2 separate regions of the Homo sapiens genome follow, and region 1 is linked to region 2. Evidence: chromatin loops called from intact Hi-C (ENCODE). Cell type or tissue: Caco-2. All regions are shown on one strand. Each heading gives the region's core, and the rest is flanking DNA. Links, peaks and the distances in the headings are about the cores only.

What was found. Hi-C counts contacts between places; a loop is a spot of excess contacts. Peaks named below come from ENCODE experiments on the same cell type or tissue, not always from the same donor. Only the 100,000 strongest peaks of a DNase experiment are listed, where the experiment ranks them.
Region 1: a loop joins it to region 2, with 4 times the contacts of the local background. A loop is called at or near these places in 2 of 110 quality-filtered maps.

Annotation. Positions count from the first base shown.
Region 1 is chr11:96,271,307-96,274,232 of GRCh38, forward strand. The region is part of intron 1 of MAML2 (mastermind like transcriptional coactivator 2); the gene reads right to left. Among named protein-coding and RNA genes, the nearest start is that of MIR1260B, 69 kb to the right of the region's middle. In Caco-2, for the core only: no CTCF peak of the experiment used is centred there; a DNase peak (open chromatin) is centred at 1,401; H3K4me3 peaks cover 167 bases.
Region 2 is chr11:96,049,538-96,052,463 of GRCh38, forward strand. All of the region lies in intron 2 of MAML2 (mastermind like transcriptional coactivator 2), which reads right to left. Among named protein-coding and RNA genes, the nearest start is that of MTMR2, 130 kb to the left of the region's middle. In Caco-2, for the core only: a CTCF peak has its summit at 1,476 (motif pointing left); DNase peaks (open chromatin) are centred at 774, 1,134 and 1,473.

The DNA.
Region 1 (2,926 bases), core at 278-2,777, 220 kb after region 2:
ATTTTGGTACCAGGAGTGGGAACCAGTTAAGACTTTGGGTGACTGTTGGAAGGGTGTGATTGTGTTTTGAAGTGTGAGGACATGAGATTTGGGAGGGGCCAGGACTGGAATGATATAGTTTGGCTTGGCCCCACCCAAATCTCATCTTGAATTGTAGTTCCCATAATCCTCACTTGTCATAGGAGGGACCCAGTGGGAAGTAATTGAATCATGGGAGCAGTTACCTCCATGCTGTTCTCATGATAGTGAGCAAGTTCTCATGAGATCTGGTGGTTTTATAAGGGGCTTTTCCCCCACTTTGCTCTGCACTTCTCCTTGCTGCCACCATGTGAAGAAAGATGTGTTTGCTTCCCCTCCCACCATGATTGTAAGTTCCCTGAGGCCTCCTCAGCCCTGCTCAACTGTGAGTCAAATAAACCTCTTTATAAATTACCCAGCCTCAGGTATGTCTTTATTAGCAGCATGAAAACAGACTAATACACTTCCCATCTAATTCAGAACAAAAGCTGAAATCTTTTCAGTGGTCTACAAGGCCGTATGCAACCTGCCTCCAAGACCGCATTACTTCTTTGATATCAATTCCCATTTCTCTCTCCTTCGCTTACTGCTCTGACCATATGGGCCACCTTGTTATTCCTAGAGCATTCCAGGGATACTCCTGTCTCAGAATGTTTGCACTTTTTCTTCAGCCTGCCTAAGAATGCTCTTTCCCCTGATGTCTGCTTGGTACTATCCTACACCTCCTTCAGGTCCTTGCTCAAATGCCACCTTCTCAGTGAGGCTTCTATAACCTTCCTATTTAAAACTGACTCCTTTCTCTGACTTATTTTATACCACAACACGTGCCACCATCCAACATCCTATGCATTGTACTTGTGTTGTGTTGTGTTTTCTCTGCTAGAATGTAAGCCCCATGAGAACAGGAATTTTTGTTTGCTCAACATGTGCCTACTACAGTGCCTGGCATATAGTAGGACTCAATAAATATTTGAGTAGATAACATTTAAATATGCTTAAATTTCAATTGTTACATATATTGAAACCTCTTGGTTTACACGCCTCTTCCAGGTTAAGGGCTTCTGTGATCTCACAAGAGGCATCCACCTTATCAGGGTCAAATTTTTCAGACATTTTTCACATAAATGGTCAACTGCCTGAACCTAAAAAGTTTTTAGAAAACAGGACATATTATGAGTGGGAAACAAACAAACAAAAACCAACATATATTTAAATACCTTCCAAGAAAATCTCAGAAGCAGCCCACCAGATTTAGATACTATATACTTGGCTATGTTGTTTTGCAAAGGCTGGAAACATAAGGAAGTTCTGGAAGTCAGCAAACACCAGTATTTGGCCTTAAAATGATTTAACACACACAAAAATGGCACTGTGCCTTTGGAGACCTGGAATGCAGCATTACAGGTTTTCTCCAAAACAGTTTCATTTACTTAACATTACTCTGACCCTTTAACTTCTAACTTGCTGTACAATTAAGCTATTTAAGCCTTCGACTTAGTGCTCTTTGTGCTACAATCTGGGTCTAAAGTGAAGCAAAAACCACCCTACACCTTTCTGTTTTACTTAAGGTTATTCTGTCCCATGAAGAGGTTTACATATGCAAATTTTAGCACCACATCTGTTTAGCACGCAGTTGTAAGGCTGAGACTATTTCTATTTTACTTTTTCATTCCATAAACATTTATTCAGCCCCTACTATATGTGTTTCAGGCACAGAGAATCAGAATTTTTTTTTCTTGCCTGTTTCAATGCAAAAAGTTCCTACGTAATGCTGATCACATTAAAGTTTGTTACCATGGAAACAAGAGGACAGTCACAATCAGAACTGGCATCAAGTTGCATTGAAAGTAAGGTACTGCTTCTGACAGCAATTGAAAACAATCTGAATTCTGTACTGTTTATAAATCAAGGCAATAATCTTGTCTGTCTTGCACAGCCTTTCTTATTTCCCCATAAAAGTTGTAAATGACTTTTGGAAAAAAAGTTTATCTCTTGAAACGTATTTTTTTTTAAAGTTCAAATTAGATTAAAAGGAACACAATTTACTGGGCTTCACCAATATTTGACCTGGGAAAAATTAGGCTACCCCAAAATAGTAATTTCATGCAAATGAAGTAATTTACTGTCATATGTTTAAACAAATGGTTGTTAATTTTGGAACTTTTTTTCTTCTTTTGTAGCTTTCATCCTTATCCTTGTTTATCTTATTCATATTTTTTCTTTCTATTGCAAGTTATTCTCCATAGTGCTAAAAAGAAAAAAGAAAGCAAACATCATCGGAAATATGAATAAGGGACCTAAGTTAGAGTCCAGTTTAGTCTATGTAGTAGTTATGTGACTTAGGGCAAGCTATTTTATGACTGTGGGACTCAGTTTTCTCATCTGCAAAATGGGGGTGATACTCCCTAAATTATTGAGATTTAAATAAGACAATTTGTAGGATGCCTGGTATATAACAAGTAAGGAGATAGCCAGCCTCCATATCAAATTTGTGATATAAGGCAAGATGCTTGCCTTTCCCAGGCCTTCATTTTTCATATATCAAATGGAGATTTAAAACTTTTCATTTACTAAACTCTTTGGATTGTTGCAGGGGTCAAATCCTTATTTTTACATTTTTACAACATGTAATTCCCATTCATTATAAGATAGTATCATCCTGTTATCCTGTCTCCTTTCTTAGTTGCAGTCTCTCTTGGTATTTTCATTTATTCCTAGTTCTTTTTCTTGTTTCTTTTTCTTTTTCCTTTTCCTTTTTTTTTTTTTTTTTTTTTTTTAGAAGGAGTCTCGCTCTGTAGCTCAGGCTGGAGTGCAGCGGCGCCATCTTGGCTCACTGCAAGCTCCGCCTCGCGGGTTCACGCCATTTTCCTGCGTGAGCCTTTCTGCTAGCTGGGACCACAGGAGCCCG
Region 2 (2,926 bases), core at 229-2,728:
ATTTGGACTAACACTAAACCTGACTAAACTCTTGGCTCCACTATGTATAGCTGAGCGACCGTGGGCAAGTGTTGTAATCTCTCTGAGCTTTGGTTTTTGCTAAGAAGTAAGGCCAATAATACTTGGTGACTAATCAAGAGGCTGTAAGTAAAGCATTTTGCACAGTCCCTGGTATACAGTAAGAATTTAATAAACAGAAACTACTATTATCATCCAGGCAGAAGAATAAATGGAGTACTTAATCCTTTTACTAATTCAAGTGTGTGCTAATTGAAATCTCTAACACCTCATTAATGTGGAATGACTTGGGAGTTTAGTGGTTCTCACTGGTCAAAAATTTCCCTAATTACTTAAAGATGTTTATTATCATTAATAATTTAAATCAGGGAAGTCACGACTTCTCTGAGCTACTCACTTAAGTAGATCAAACCCCATCCAACCGTGTTGGAATTCACTCACGTTCTTTCCGAACAGTAAAGCTACCATAGATTTTTACCATGGTCCTTTCAACTTTTTACCTCTCTGATCTCATTTTATTCCATTTTACCCTCAAAACAACCCAGTAAGGAAGGGTAAAACTCAAAAGATCCTTACCGGTGTGGCTCCTGGACCTATTTAATAATCTATTAAGATCATACAGATCTAAGGAAACTGACATCCCTGGGTATTTATACAAGTGAGTGTATGTGTGAGAGAGTCAACTACACTTGAGTTCTGAAGAATGGGACTGTCGGTAGGGGCTGATGTGAAGGGCAGGCATAGGGTGAAAGATCACTGGGCTTGACTCTTGGTTGTTGAAGGGAGGACACCGACTGGCAAATATGGCCATGCCTGTATTATTCCACTCTGGGACATATTTGTGGCATATATGAGATGTAAGAATGAATCCTTCACAGGGACATTGGATGGGTTTTTCAGGCTATGTAGTAAATAACTATTTGGATGGTGCAGGCAAAGAGTTAACAAAAACTCTTTTCCTTTTTGCATGAGAATCTGACCTTTGGTTAACTTCTTAACTTGGTTTCCCTGGAAACAGATAAAGATGGTATGTGTCAACTATGTTACTAGGCAACATTGCATATGGTAAAAATGACCCCTCATTGGTAGAGTGCATCTGGACTGGGAGGAACTATAAATGAACTGCAAATACCTGCTGGCTATGCTTTGGACTTCCCTGAATGCAGCAGTTCTTGTAACTAGCATGTCTCTGGAGAGGACCTTGCAAACTATGTCTATGGAGTTGTTACAAGAGTTACTGACTCCTATGGGAAATAAGGCTCTTAAGTAAAGGCAATTCCTTCACCTGCCCAGTGTGGATCTCATCATTTGGCACCCGAGCTTCCATGGCTCTAATTGCAGAAGAATACCTGATGCTGGCCTACTGGCAAGCTATAGTTCTGATCCTATATTCTTCTGGGCAGACTGATGTCAAATGTGATGTGTGATAGTCTTAGGAGTCTAAATGTCTAGCTGAGCCTAAGAAATCCCCCTGCTGGCTGTTGCATGTTGGTTTAGTGTCATTTCCTTTGGATAATCTGTGAGGCATGACTTTCTGGAAGAGATCTGAAAACAAGGAGGTCTTCTGTAGTGCCTTTATCTATAGAAACTTAAAATTAATTCATCCATCCATCTATCCAACCATCCATCCGTCCAATATTTATTTAGAATCTACAATGTGGTAAGAATTGTGGCAGATAAAACATATATTCAAGGTCCTTTCTCTCAATTAGTCCTCACATTCTATGGAAGGAAAAGAGGTATATATTGATCATTAGTAATACCAGTAATACTAATATCCAATATTTATTAAATACCAGATACTTTGTTAAACCCTTTACATTTAATCTTTAGTTTGACCCTTTCATTTAATCCTTAATAAGAATTCTGTGAAGTATGTATTATTCTACCTACTAATAATACTAATGTGTATTATTCTACACATTTTATAGACAATAAATTTGAGGCATGCAGAAGCTGCCTCAAGGTCACACCCCTAGCATGGCATCTGAGCTCAGGCAGTCTGATTCTAGATCTCATGCCCTCAACTAGTGTGTTATTTAGTGTGATGTGCAACTAAATAGAGGTTCACATCAAGGACTTCATTCAACAGTTTTCTATGCAGGGTCTTCTGCCTCCACTTTCCCATCTCCTCAAATGCCTGAAAGCCCACCAGTTAAAATTAATTTGCGTTAACAAGCAACCATTCAGGAGGCATCAGGAGAACCAGGGAGATAGGCAAAGAGCAGAAAAAGGGCAAACTTTACCTGGATTTAATTGTCTATCAGTTTTATGCCTCCCTGTCTCCAGAGATGGCTTAAACTACTCTCTGACCCAACTTGACCAGCTTCCTTGTCCAGTTCTGAAGGGCCTGGCTCACAATTAGGCAGAAGTGAGCATTGTGGCATTGTATGTCTTCAAGGATTCCGTTTAGAAACTAGACTATGAGATGAAATGAAACAATGCATGTAAAGTGACCACAACTGTACCTGTCATGTCTTAAACACTCTATAAGTCATAGCTATTATTATTCTTTCTTCCTGTATTGCTTGCAAAATGCTACAAACTATCAGAAAGTCAGACCTCTCAGTGGCTTTAGCACCTAGTATTATTTTCAGTCATATACATTCTTTGCATGTCTGTCAGGAACATATTTGTTAAGTGCTTGTTGGGTGAACCAAGGTAGTGACTACAGAAAGTACAGGGAGCCATATTAATCAATATCCATATGATACATTTAGGAACACATACTAGGAAATTTGAAAATGCATTAAGAACCCTTACCATGAGGCATCTACCACATGGAAATTGTCAGGTCTCCAGTTCTTACTCCCCAGAAAGGGGACTGTTTTGACTACAGAGAAAATTTGCTATTATTAATGCTTATCAAGCTAAGTTCATACAGAAATAAGTAAGAGAGTCAGGAGCC